Linked DNA regions of Homo sapiens: region 2 is linked to region 1. The links are chromatin loops, found by intact Hi-C in ENCODE. Cell type or tissue: heart left ventricle. All regions are shown on one strand. Links, peaks and the distances in the headings refer to the core of each region. The heading gives the core; the rest is flanking DNA. Region 1 overlaps ERC1 (ELKS/RAB6-interacting/CAST family member 1). Region 2 overlaps ERC1 (ELKS/RAB6-interacting/CAST family member 1).

The links. Peaks named below come from ENCODE experiments on the same cell type or tissue, not always from the same donor. Only the 100,000 strongest peaks of a DNase experiment are listed, where the experiment ranks them.
Region 2: it touches region 1 in a loop (2.1-fold over the local background); 38 of 110 quality-filtered maps call a loop at or near these places.

Annotation. Positions count from the first base shown.
Region 1 is chr12:1,089,006-1,095,890 of GRCh38, forward strand. The region is part of intron 3 of ERC1 (ELKS/RAB6-interacting/CAST family member 1); the gene reads left to right. Among named protein-coding and RNA genes, the nearest start is that of ERC1, 100 kb to the left of the region's middle. RefSeq lists an enhancer at 5,941-6,090. In heart left ventricle, for the core only: a CTCF peak has its summit at 4,363; no DNase peak of the experiment used is centred there.
Region 2 is chr12:1,001,532-1,008,416 of GRCh38, forward strand. The region is part of intron 1 of ERC1 (ELKS/RAB6-interacting/CAST family member 1); the gene reads left to right. Among named protein-coding and RNA genes, the nearest start is that of ERC1, 14 kb to the left of the region's middle. RefSeq lists enhancers at 4,519-5,019, 5,020-5,520. In heart left ventricle, for the core only: no CTCF peak of the experiment used is centred there; no DNase peak of the experiment used is centred there; H3K27ac peaks cover 1,419 bases.

The DNA of each region.
Region 1 (6,885 bases), core at 1,324-6,323:
GCCCATTATTATTATTATTGTTGTTGTTGAAAGTGCTGAGATTACAGGCAATATGCCTATGCCTGGCCCATTATTATTATTATTATTGTTGTTGTTGAAAGTGCTGAGATTACAGGCAATATGCCTATGCCTGGCCCATTATTATTATTATTGTTGTTGTTGAAAGTGCTGAGATTACAGGCAATATGCCTATGCCTGGCCCATTATTATTATTATTGTTGTTGTTGAAAGTGCTGAGATTACAGGCAATATGCCTATGCCTGGCCCATTATTATTATTATTGTTGTTGTTGAAAGTGCTGAGATTACAGGCAATATGCCTATGCCTGGCCCATTATTATTATTATTGTTGTTGTTGAAAGTGCTGAGATTACAGGCAATATGCCTATGCCTGGCCCATTATTATTATTATTGTTGTTGTTGAAAGTGCTGAGATTACAGGCAATATGCCTATGCCTGGCCCGTTATTATTATTATTGTTGTTGTTGAAAGTGCTGAGATTACAGGCAATATGCCTATGCCTGGCCCGTTATTATTATTATTGTTGTTGTTGAAAGTGCTGAGATTACAGGCAATATGCCTATGCCTGGCCCGTTATTATTATTATTGTTGTTGTTGAAAGTGCTGAGATTACAGGCAATATGCCTATGCCTGGCCCATTATTATTATTATTGTTGTTGTTGAAAGTGCTGAGATTACAGGCAATATGCCTATGCCTGGCCCATTATTATTATTGTTGTTGTTGTTGAAAGTGCTGAGATTACAGGCAATATGCCTATGCCTGGCCCGTTATTATTATTATTGTTGTTGTTGAAAGTGCTGAGATTACAGGCAATATGCCTATGCCTGGCCCATTATTATTATTATTGTTGTTGTTGAAAGTGCTGAGATTACAGGCAATATGCCTATGCCTGGCCCATTATTATTATTATTGTTGTTGTTGAAAGTGCTGAGATTACAGGCAATATGCCTATGCCTGGCCCATTATTATTATTATTGTTGTTGTTGAAAGTGCTGAGATTACAGGCAATATGCCTATGCCTGGCCCATTATTATTATTATTGTTGTTGTTGAAAGTGCTGAGATTACAGGCAATATGCCTATGCCTGGCCCATTATTATTATTATTGTTGTTGTTGAAAGTGCTGAGATTACAGGCAATATGCCTATGCCTGGCCCATTATTATTATTATTGTTGTTGTTGAAAGTGCTGAGATTACAGGCAATATGCCTATGCCTGGCCCGTTATTATTATTATTGTTGTTGTTGAAAGTGCTGAGATTACAGGCAATATGCCTATGCCTGGCCCGTTATTATTATTATTGTTGTTGTTGAAAGTGCTGAGATTACAGGCAATATGCCTATGCCTGGCCCATTATTATTATTGTTGTTGTTGTTGAAAGTGCTGAGATTACAGGCAATATGCCTATGCCTGGCCCGTTATTATTATTATTGTTGTTGTTGAAAGTGCTGAGATTACAGGCAATATGCCTATGCCTGGCCCATTATTATTATTATTGTTGTTGTTGAAAGTGCTGAGATTACAGGCAATATGCCTATGCCTGGCCCATTATTATTATTATTGTTGTTGTTGAAAGTGCTGAGATTACAGGCAATATGCCTATGCCTGGCCCATTATTATTATTATTGTTGTTGTTGAAAGTGCTGAGATTACAGGCAATATGCCTATGCCTGGCCCATTATTATTATTATTGTTGTTGTTGAAAGTGCTGAGATTACAGGCAATATGCCTGTGCCTGGCCCATTATTATTATTATTGTTGTTGTTGAAAGTGCTGAGATTACAGGCAATATGCCTATGCCTGGCCCATTATTATTATTATTGTTGTTGTTGTTGTTGTTGTTATTATTATTATTATTATTATTATTATTATTATTATTATTATTATCATTTGTGACAGAGCTTTGCTCTGTCCCAGGCTGGAGTGCAGTGGCGCAATCTTGGCTCATTGTAACCTCCACCTCCCGGGTTCAAGCTATTCTCCTGCCTCAGCTTCCTGAGTAGCTGGGACAACAGGCGTGCACAAGCTAATTTTTGTATTTTTAGTAGAGATGGGGTTTCGCCATGTTGGCCAGGCTGGTCTCAAACTCCTGACCTCAGGTGATCTGCCTGACTCGGCCTCCCAGAGTGCTGGGATTACAGGCGTAAGCTACTGCACCCAGCCCCATTTTTATTATTTATAGATTCCTTCATTATTTGTTTCTTTTTTTATCTTACAAGGATGGAATGCTGTGCATCAGCACTGTTCAGAAAGACTTTCTGGGTGGAGTGCTAATTAAGTTGGGAAGGGGATTTTATAACAGGGTAAGTGTCCTTTAGTAGGTACCCTTTCAGTGGAGATCTGAAGAGAAGAAGCCAGCTTTGCCAAGTAAAATAATTTCATGAAGAAGCATTAACAGTTTTAAAGACCTCATAGGAAGGAGTTTTGAGGAAACAGGAGGGAGGCTGGAGGGCAAGAATATACTGTATAAGGGGAAGACTTAATGAGATGCGAAATTGGAGAGGTGGCCAGAGTCAGATTCACTTATCACGTATTTACTGGACACCAACCATGCGCACAGCACTAAGGATATAGCAGCAAACAAATCCATGCTGTCTTTGAGAAAAAGTACCTGCCTTTATGATCCTTGCAGATAATGCAACCATTTTATTCAAAATGGGAGAGAAAACCATTCCACCGTTGAATCAAGGGAGTGACACAATCTGATTTGCTTTTAAAATTTACTCTGGTTGTGCTGAGAATAAATGGAGGAAGGAGAGAAGAGTGAACAAGGGAGTATAGTAAGGAATTTAACTGCTGTAATCTAGATTAGGGGAATGGGGACTTGAAATGATTGCTGGAGATGTACAGAATATCACTAGCGTATCAGGAAGCAGCACAAAGAATTATGGGCTGGCAATGCTAGGGTATCCAGAAATTTCATTAGTTATTGAATTATTGTCCATCTTTTAAAAAAAAGTGGCATTTAATCAATTCTTTTTTTTTTTTTTTGAGACGGAGTCTCGCTCTGTTGCCCAGGCTGGAGTGCAATGGTGCGATCTCGGCTCACTGCAACCTGCGCCCCCTGGGTTCAAGCGATTCTCCTGCTTCAGCCTCCCGAGTAGCTGGGATTACAGGCACCCATCACCAGGCCCAGCTAATTTTTCTGTTTTTAGTAGAGACGAGGTTTCACCATGTTGGTCAGGCTGGTCTTGAACTCCTGACCTCGTGATCCGCCCGCCTCGGCCTCCTAATATGCTGGGATTATAGGCGTGAGCCACCGCGCCCGGCCCACATTTAATCAATTCTAAAAGTCACAACTTTCCCTGTTTTAACAATGAAATTGAGTTAAGTGTTAACACTTGGTGTCATGTTAACAGTCTATATCAGCAAAGCAGCAGTCCTGGTATATTTGTTTGCCCGTGTATTCACAAATATAATCATGTCCATTCATTTTGTCATCATTTCAGCTGAGGTATGAGCATTGTTGGCATTTCCCATGTTAACTTTGTTGTTCAGTGTTTCTGCATAAATATTCTGTGAATCAGCATTGAAACAAAATTACCCGGTATGGAGAAAGTTATGAAAACAGTTTATGATGGTATGTGATTAAACTCTGTTTAAATAAGTTTAAAAAAACTAACTCTTGCAATCAGTATTAAGTAAAAATTCTAGGGCGGGTGCAATGGCTCACGTCTGTAATCCCAGCACTTTGGGAGGCCAAGGCGGGCGGATCGCCTGAGGCCAGGAGTTCGAGACCAGCCTGGGCAATATGGCAAAACCCTGTCTCTACTAAAAATACAAAAATTAGCTGAGTGTGGTGGTGCACGCCTGTAATCCCAGCTCTTTGTGAGGCTGGCACATGGTAATTGCTTCAACCCAGGAGGCGGAGGTTGCAGTGAGCCAGGATTGCACCACTGCACTCCAGCGTGCAGAGTGACACTCTGCCTCAAAAACAAACAAACAAAACCCTAAATTTATGATAAAGTTTTGTGTCATGATTTATTTGGAGGCATTTCCACTATTTCTTTTCAGCATGTACAACAGTGGTGTGTCTTATAATCAGTGGCATCTTAGATTTGATGAAATAAGATAGCATTAAAATGGCATTTGTAGCTATTAGTAGTAACATTTGTAATTAGTTTTACGTTTTCTTTATTAACATGATTTTGTAGCTGGCAGGTAAATAATTCTCCCCCCCAAAAGCCGAGAGGTAAAAAGTAAGATTTCAATGAAGCATTGTATTTTCTGTTTGTACTCAAATCACATTGTTGTTTGACCGCTTATTCTTAGCTTTTGTATTATTTCGCTGTAGCTCCTTTCATTTGACTGTTAGAAGAGTGGGGACATCTCTTGGACAAATGCTGAATTACAGGCAAGACTTGGTTAGTGCTGAGGGCTTGACAGGTGATTCTGTTATACACCAACATTTGAGGCCCCAACTTTGGTTTTCAGTCCGCTAGCAGAGGATACCTAAGTTGGCTGTGGAATTTTTGGGTCTTCAATCCATATGCATACCAAACATTGTCTATAGGCCAACTAAATAATATATTTCAGTATGTGCTCCTACTTACTTAAATGCTGGTATGCTATTGTGATTAATAAAATACAACTTTGTTTTAAAACATTATTGCAGCCTACTAGTTTTTTGTCTGTATTTTAATCAACAAACCGTATTAGTACAACTGCTATCGTGTTAGGTTTGCAAAAATCTTTGAGGTTAAAAGTGCTAATATTTGAATATGTTCTAGGCTAGGGAATTCTGAATCTAACTAGCATATCTGAGGACTGCTTGTCAGTTTGTCAGTATTACTGGCAGATAGAAGGTATAAGCAGAGGAGATTAAAGAAAAAAAGAAACATATATATATGTTTATGTGTATTTATTTATATATAAATATATATTTTTCTATATATAAATGTATATTTTTCTATATAAATATATATATTTTTCTATATATATATATATATATATATATATAGAAAAACATAGAAAATGAATAGGAATTTAAAAAGAAATTTTTTTTTTTTTTGAGACATAGTGTGGCTCTGTCGCCCAGGCTGGGGTGCAGTGGTGCAATCTCAGCTCACCGCAACCTCCGCGTCCCGGGTTCAAGCAATTCTTCTGCCTCGGCCTCCTGAGTAGCTGGGACTACAGGTGCCTGCCACCATGCCTGGCTAATTTTTGTATTTTTAATAGAGATGAGGTTTCACCTTGTTGGCCAGGCTGGTCTCAAACTCTTGACCTCAAGTGATCCTCCCGGCTCGGCCTCCCAAAGTGCTGGGACAACAGGCATGAGCCACCACACCCGGCCAAAAAAGAAAAAGAAATTCTTAGTTTGTCTTTTGTAGCAATTTTGGAAGATGAGAACAGTTGCATACCTTATTTATTTAAGTTATTCCTTCTCTCTCTTTTTTTTTTTTGGCAACAGAGTCTCGCTCTATCGCCCAGGCTGGAGTGCAGTGGTGCGATCTCAGCTCACCTCAACCTCCGCCACCTGGGTTCAAGTGATTCTCCTGCCTCAGCCTCCCAAATAGCTGGGATTACAGACGTGTGCCACCACACCTGGGCTAATTTTGTATTTTTAGTAGAAATGGGGTTTCACTGTATTGGTCAGGCTGGTCTCGAACTCCTGACCTCAAGTGATTCGCTGGTCTTGGCTTCCCAAATGCTAGGATTACGGACGTGAGCCACCGTGCCTGGCCCTTCCTCTCCTTTTTAAATTACATCATTTGTCCTTCATTTCCATTTTGACAAGGTGACATTTTCTGAGCACACTACTATTACCAGAGATGGTAATGGGTTCAGGTACAATGGTGTGTGACACTGGGCAAGTTAAGATACGAAAAAGTGGTAACAGTTCTTTCCATTTACCCTCCCTTCTTTTTTATTTCTGTCTCCGCTGTGTTGTCAGTATGATAAATTCAGAAATTGAATCTGTGAAGGGACTTCCCGAACAATGTGGAGCTTCTATCCTTGAACCAAGGGTGCTGAGGGCTAAGACTTGAAACTTGAAAAAAAATTTTCAGACCTAAGTTTTACTTTTTAGTCACACATACTTCTTTCTCTCAGGTGTGCAAGTAAAAGTTGACTTACTTTTACAAAGAAACAACTAGGGAAAAGGAGAATTATTAAATTTTGTTTCTCAGGCGTGGTGGCTCATACCTGTAATCCCAGCACTTTGGGAGGCTTAGGTGGGCAGATCACTTGAGGTCAGGAGTTCAAGATCAGCCTGGCCAACATGCTGAAATGCCGTCTCTACTAAAAATACAAATATTAGCCAGGCATGGTGGTGCATGCCTGCGGTCCTAGCTATTTGGGAGGCTGAGGCAGGAGAATCGCTTGAACTCGGGAGGTGGAGGTTGCAGTGAGCCGAGATTGTGCCACTGCACCAAAAAAAAAAAAAAAATTGTTTCTAACTTGTTTATTTTCTAAATATAAATTAGTCATTATTCTTTAGTTATTTAAGGAGAGAAAATGAACATATTTTTTATGGTCTACCACATTTGAAAGTATATTATAGCAACATTAAATGGACTAAGACAAAAAAAGACAAATAGACTATATAACAAGATTCAGATACTTCTACCTCTAATTTTTTCAAATGAAAATTTTCAGCCAAAAAGGAGTGAAATAAAGTGACCAAATAGCATATTCTACTTCTTACACTTCTTTGAATAGTACTTCTATTTCCAGTCTTCTCTCTCTATTGACAATGCGGGAGGCATAGGCTTGATGTGCTTGGTGGGAAAGGGGAGCTTATGAGCTCACTGACTGGAAGATGTGTTCATAGTGAACTGTAAGGTGCAGGCTTCTGAATGGGAGTTTGTTTTGAGCAATGGGTTTTAAAACGTCTTTGTAGAAAAGCTTTATGCCTATGGATGGT
Region 2 (6,885 bases), core at 1,350-6,349, 87 kb before region 1:
TCATAAAGGTAATCTCTGTCCTGATTGTAGGAGAATCACCTTCTTTTTTTGTGTGTGTAGACCTTTTTAGTTTTGGCTTAGTTTTGATTGTTTTGCATCTTTATATGCATGGAATCATATTGTATGTATTCATGTCTGGCTTTGACTCAACATTTTGTTTGTAAGATTTAGATTTGTATGTAGCTGTTCGTTCATTTTCATTGCTAAATAGTATTCCATTGTATAAATATACTACAGTTTATTGTATTATTGATGGATATTTAGGTTGTTTCTAGTTTTGGGCTATTATGGATTATGCCACTATGACTATTCTTGTAAAGTCTTTTTTTTTTTTTTTTTTTTTTCCTGAGACGGAGTCTCGCTCTGTTGCCCAGGCTGGAGTGCAGTGGCGCAATCTCTGCTTACTGCAACCACCGTCTCCTGGGTTCAAGTGATTCTCCTGCCCCAGCCTCCCGAGTAGCTGGGATTACAGGTGCCCACCATCACACCCAGCTGTTTTTTTGTATTTTAAGTAGAGATGGGTGTTTGCCATGTTGACCAGGCTGGTCTGGAACTCCTGGCTTCAAATGATCCACCTGCCTCAGCCTCTCAAAGTGCTGGGATCACAGGTGTGAGCCACCATGCCCGGCTTTTTTTTTTTTTTTTTTTTTTTTTTTTTTTTTGAGACAGTTTCACTCTGTCGCCCAGACTGGAGTGAAGTGTTGTGATCATGGCTCACTGCAGCCTTGACCTTCTGGGCTCAAGTGATCCTCCCACCTCGGCCTCCCAAGTAACTGGGACTACAGGTGCATACCACCATGCTTGGCTAATTTTTTTTTTTTTTTTGGTACTTTTTTGTAGAGATGGAGTTTTACTATGCTGCTCAGGCTGGTCTTGAACTCCTGAGCTCAAGTAATCTGCCTGCCTTGGTCTCCCAAAGTGCTGGGACTACAGGTGTGAGCCACTGCACCTTGCCTTGTGCAAGTCTTTTAGTGCATATGTGTATGTAATTCTTTTGTGTATTTGGCCAGGAGTGAAAGTCCTGGGTCATAGGATATGCATATGTAGAATTTTAGATAATTGCCAAACAGTATTCCTTCTTTGTGGTTCTACAAATTACATGCCCCAAAGAGTGTTTGAGAGTTCATTTTGTTCCATATCTTTGCCAATACTTAGTATTGTCACTATTATTAACTTTAGCCGTTCTGGTGGATTTGTAGTAGTATCTCTTGGTTTTAATCTGCATTTCACTTATTACTAATGAGGTTGAATAATTTTATGTTGGTTACTTAGGAAACCTTTTGTGAAATGCTTATTCACATGTCTTGCCCAATTTTATCTTTTTTTTCTTATTATAGGAGTTCCTTATATATTTTGGATATGACCCCTTCTTTGGTTATTTGTGTTGCAAATATTTCCACCTTACTCTGTGGCTTGCCATTTAAGACTTCTTAAGGAGGCCAGGCACCGTGGCTCATGCCTGTAATCCCAACACTTTGGGATGCTGAGGAGGGTGGATTGCTTGAGTCCAGGAGTTCGAGACCAGCCTGGGCAACATAGTGAAACCCTATCTCTATGAAAAATGCAAAAAAAAAAAAAAAAAAGACTCAAAAAAAAAAAGAGAAAAGAAATGTGTTAGGACCCTAATTGGACTTTAATTGGATTTGTAGATTAATTTGGGTAGAATTACTTTTTTGTAATGAGGAATCTTTGACTAATTCAATATGATATCCCTGTTATTTATGTTGTATTTCATATATCTCAGTAATGTTTTATAGTTTTCTGTGCAGTATTACACATCTTTTGTTAAATTTAGTCCTAGTATCTGATGGTATTATAAATAGAATTCTAAGATCAATGTTATTTTCCATTACTTGTTGGTATATTGAAATAAAACTGAATTTTGAGTGCTGACTCTGTATTTTGCTAATCAAGCCTTATAATAATTTTATCTGTAGATTCTTTTGGCTTTCCAACTTACATAACCATATCATTTGTGAATAATTACTGTTTTCTGTTTTTCTTCGCAATTCTTACACCTTTTTCTTTTCTTCACTGGCTGGGATTTCTGGCATGTTGTTGAATAGAGATAGGAGACGTCATTGTCTTTTCCCATCTCAAAGGGAAATCTTTCAACTTTTCATTGTTAGGCATGATGTTGTCAAGCACACTTACACAAGACAAGGCAAGGCTAAGACCTTGCCTGTCTGATTTGACTGGCAAAGACACAGAGAGCCTCTTTAGACTCAGACAGTTTATCTGTTACATAGTCGGCAGAAAGAAGAATAAGCCAAAGGTTCCTGCTCCCTGTGATCTTTGTCCCACATACCAAAAAGGATAACACCACAACAAAAGGGGCTGATGCCTGCAGTGTGAGCTGGGGGATACTCTGTTGATGAGGAGCCTATTCTAGGCTGCTGCTAAGTGGTTTTGTATTCTACAGCGCTGTTCTAAGTTAGGCAGGGCTGAAGGTTCAATGCCTTGTCAGAACCCAGGATGCCATGAGAAACTGTCTCATGGCAGCTTCTAAGGAAGATAGGGAAGAGGTGACCTGGGAGAGCTCCATATAGGCCTTCCACCATCTCCTGTTATGGGAGGATCACAGGGCATTCCTCCAAGACTCAGATAAGCTGCAGGTCACCAGAACACCATGGTGGAACTGTTTCCCTACAGATGTTTGTTATAGTTGCTTTTGCACATGTCCTTTATTAGATTAAGAAAGTTTCCTCCTATACCTAGATTTTTATTCATTAGTAAATGTTAAAATGTGTCCAGTGTGTTTCGTATCTATTGGATGCTTCCCCCCCTTTCAACCCATTATTATGGCCAGTTACATGGATTTAAAAATTCATTTCTGCTGGTTAATAAATTTCTTTCTTTTTTTCTTTCTCTTTTTTTTTTTTTTTTTTTTTTTGAGACGGAGTCTTGCCCTCTCGCCCAGGCTGGAGTGCAGTGACGTGATCTCGGCTCACTGCAACCTCCGCCTCCTGGGTTCAGACAATTCTCCTGCCTCAGCCTCCCAAGTAGCTGGGATTACAGGTGCCCACCACCACACCCAGCTGATTTTTGTATTTTTAGCAGAGATGGGGTTTCACCGTGTTGGCCAGGCTGGTCTCAAACTCCTGACCTTGTGATCCAACCGCCTTGGCCCCCCAAAGTGCTGGGATTACAGGTGTGAGCCACCATGCTCAGCTGGTTAACACATTTCTAAGCATTTTTTTCCTTTGAAAGATTTTACTTACTTGAAAAAAAATTGCTGTTGATGACTTTCTTTTCTCTGGCTGCCTGCCTTTTTCTGTGTGTGTGTGTGTGTGTGTGTGTGTGTGTGTGTGTGTGTGTATAAATTTTTTTTTTCTCATTGTTCATATAGAATTCAGGTATAGAATTCAGGTTGCTGAACTTTTCAAGGAAGAAAGACCGTATTTAACTTCTGATTCATCATTAAGAAGTTATTAATGGTCCCAGAGACTCATAGGGGTTTCTTCTGAAGTAAGAAGAAGCCATGTTTTACATCTTCAGATGCCACGTAGGTGACTTTTCTACCTTCATGGTAGTATTCACTTTACTTTCATTAAAGGCAAGTAATTTTGAGTACTTCAAATTAGTTCCCATCCCTTTTCTAAACTTTAAACATTTTTAAAGAAATCTTTATTTATTTTCACCTGGGGTTTCACTCTGTCACCCAGGCTGGAGTGCGGCAGTGCTATCATGGCTTACTACAGCCTCGACCTCCCAGGCTCAAGCGATCCTCTTGCATCAGCCTTCGAGTAGCTGGGACTGCAGGAGTGCACCACCACACCCAGCTAATTTTTTGTAGAGATGGGGTTTTGCCATGTTGCCCAGGCTGGTCTCAAATTCCTGAGCTTAAGTCATCTACCCACCTTGGCCTCCGAGTGTTGGGATTACAGGCATGAGACACCATACCTGGCCCCTTTTCTAAACTTTTATATGAAATTTAGGCTGAACCTTTGCTTGACGTTATTCTCCCTTGCATTTAGATATAAAGTTATTAAACAGAAAAAGTTACTGAAGGTAGATAATTATTGGCTATTTCATGTGATTTTTCTGGTGGTTACTGTAGTCAATTTTATAGTATTGCCAAGTTTCTGAATCCATTCTGAATAATGTGATTGTTTATTCTTATGCTTTGGGCCTGATAATTTTTGTAGAGCAGCAGTTCTTATCTGGTTTCCTGTTATTTTTAAAATAAATTAATTGAAAATGGGCATAAATTATTTGTTAAGTTTGAACTTGACAAATGCAGGTAAAGTATAATGATATTATATTTCTTCTGTACAGCAAGTATATACATGTATATTTTAAATCATCAATCAGGATTTCCTTCCAAAGTTCAGAATTAGGTTTTGATTCTTAACAGTTTATATTAAAATTCTTATTATTATTACTTTTTTTTTGAGATTCTTAACAGTTTATATTAAAATTCTTATTACTTTTTTTTTTTTTTGAGACAGAGTCTCGCTCTATCGCCCAGGCTGGAGTGCAGTGGCATGATCTTGGCTCACTGCAACCTCTGCTTCCCGGGTTCAAGCAATTCTCTGCCTCAGCCTCCCAAGTAGCTGGGAATACAGGCGCCTGCCACCACACCTGGCTCATTTTTGTATTTTTAGTAGAGACGGGGTTTCACCATCTTGGCCAGGCTGGTCTTGAACTCCTGACCTCAGGTGATCCACCCGCCTCGGCCTCCCAAAGTGCTGGGATTACAGGCATGAACCACTGCACCTGGCCAGTATTATTACTATTTTTTGAGACAGATTTTTCTCGCTCAGGCTGGAGCTCATTGCAGCCTCGAATTCTTAGGCTTAATCAATCCTTCTGCTTCAACCTTCCAAGTAGCTGGGACTGTAGGCATGCGCCAGCATGCCTGGCAAATTTTTTTTTGTTTTTGAGACAGAGTGTTACTCTGTCACCTAGGCGCAATTTCAGCTCACTGTAGTCTTGACCTTCCACTCCTAAGTGATCTACCCACCTTGCCTCCTGCATAGCTGGGACTACAGGGGCGTGCCACCATGCCCAGCTCATTTTTGTAATTTTTTTTGTTTTGTTTTTAAGAGATGGGGTTTTGCCGTGTTGCCCAAGTTGGTCTCAAAACCCTGGGCTCAAGTGATCCCCTCACCTTGGCCTCCCAAAGTGTTGGTATTGCAGGCATGTATCACTGTATCTGGCCTTTTCTTTTTTTATTAGAGACAGGGTCTTGCAGTCCAGGCTGGTCTTGAACTCTTTGGCCTCAAGTGATCTTCTGTCTTGGCCTCCGAAAGCCCTAGGAAACAATTCTTGTAAATAGTATAGCAAAAATGTCTGCTTTATAAATTTTTCATTTTTATAGTTGTTCAAGAGTACATATGTATTTCCTTTTTTCTTTTTCTCGTTCCTCATTCAAAAAATATGGAAAATCTAATATACAATATATATGTGTATATAGTATATATAATATAGTATATATATGGTGTATAGTATATAGTGTATATATAGTATAGTGTGTATATATATGACTCTGTATTGTGTTCCATCTTGGCAGTACAGTGTTTGAGGCACTGTCTCCGCCCTCAGGATGCTGGTGACCAGGGAGGGAGACAGTAAACAGGCAATTACAGTAGAGTGTGATAAGTGTTATTGATACGTGCAAGAACTAGAAGGTTTAAGGAGTGGCCAAAGAGGCTTGAAATTGGGTTTGGATCATGAAGGGCTTTGTAAACCCTGTTAAAATCTGACTTTTACCTTGGAGCAATGGCAAGACTTTGGAGACTTTTGAGTAAAGGAAATAACAGGAGTATATTTGTATTTTACAACAAATGGTTAAGAGGAGGCTATGTGAGGAAGCCAACTAGGAGGCTGTGGACCTGTTCCCACTAAAGCCTAAAAACTAAAGTAGTGACAGTGGGGATAGAGACGCGTACAGAGTTAAAAGCTTTAACAGGACTGGGTAATTCATTCTCTCTCTCTCTCTCTCTCTCTCTCTCTCTCTTTCTCTCTCTCTCACTGGGTAATTCTCTCTCTCTCTCTCTCTCTCTCTGTGTGTGTGTGTGTGTGTGTGTGTGTGTACACACTTTGTGGGGAAAGGACAGTTAGTTGATGGGGAGGAAGAAGACTAAAGTGACTCCCAGACTTTCAGATGGAACCCCTAGGCTAGGAACAGTGCTATTGGGTACAGTAGCCACTAGCCATGTATGGCCATTAAGGTATGTCTAAACTAATTTAAATAAAATAAGATTTAAAATGCAGTTATTCAGTTGCACTAGCCACACAAATATAGAATTACAGACTCTTAAATTCTGTAAATTTCATCCAGAGTACTATGAAGTTATAAATTCAAGAGTATGCACAGAGATTCAAGCAGAAAATAATATCTGGCTACATGTGTTTAACAGCAGTATGGGACTGGTGGCCTCTGTATTGGACAGTGCAGATATAGAACATTTCTGTTACAGAAGGTTCAGTGGGACAGCAGTGGTCTGCAGTTTTTGGTTTCTACTTTCTTTTCCCCGCCAGAGGAGAGTCAGAATAACAGGTGGTTTTCTCTCGTCTCCTAAGAACTTTGGTTCCACAGTATTCTGTTGTGTGATATTGTTACCCAGGGATTCTGCTAGATACCGTTCACTACTGTCAACCACCATCACCCAGTCATCAGGTATAGGACGTTTCTGTAATCAGAGAAGGTTCTTTTGGACGGCACTGAGCTAGAGAGATGGTGATGTCATTCATCGAGCTATTGATGGTTGTGGTGGGACAACAGTAGCTGCCAGAAAGCGCTGTTTATTAGAAATATGAGCCACATATGTAATTAAAAAATTTTTAGTAGCCACATTAAAGAGTAAAAAGAAACAATTGGATTTTATAACTTATTTAACACAGTATGTCCAAAATATGATTTACAACACATTAAAACAT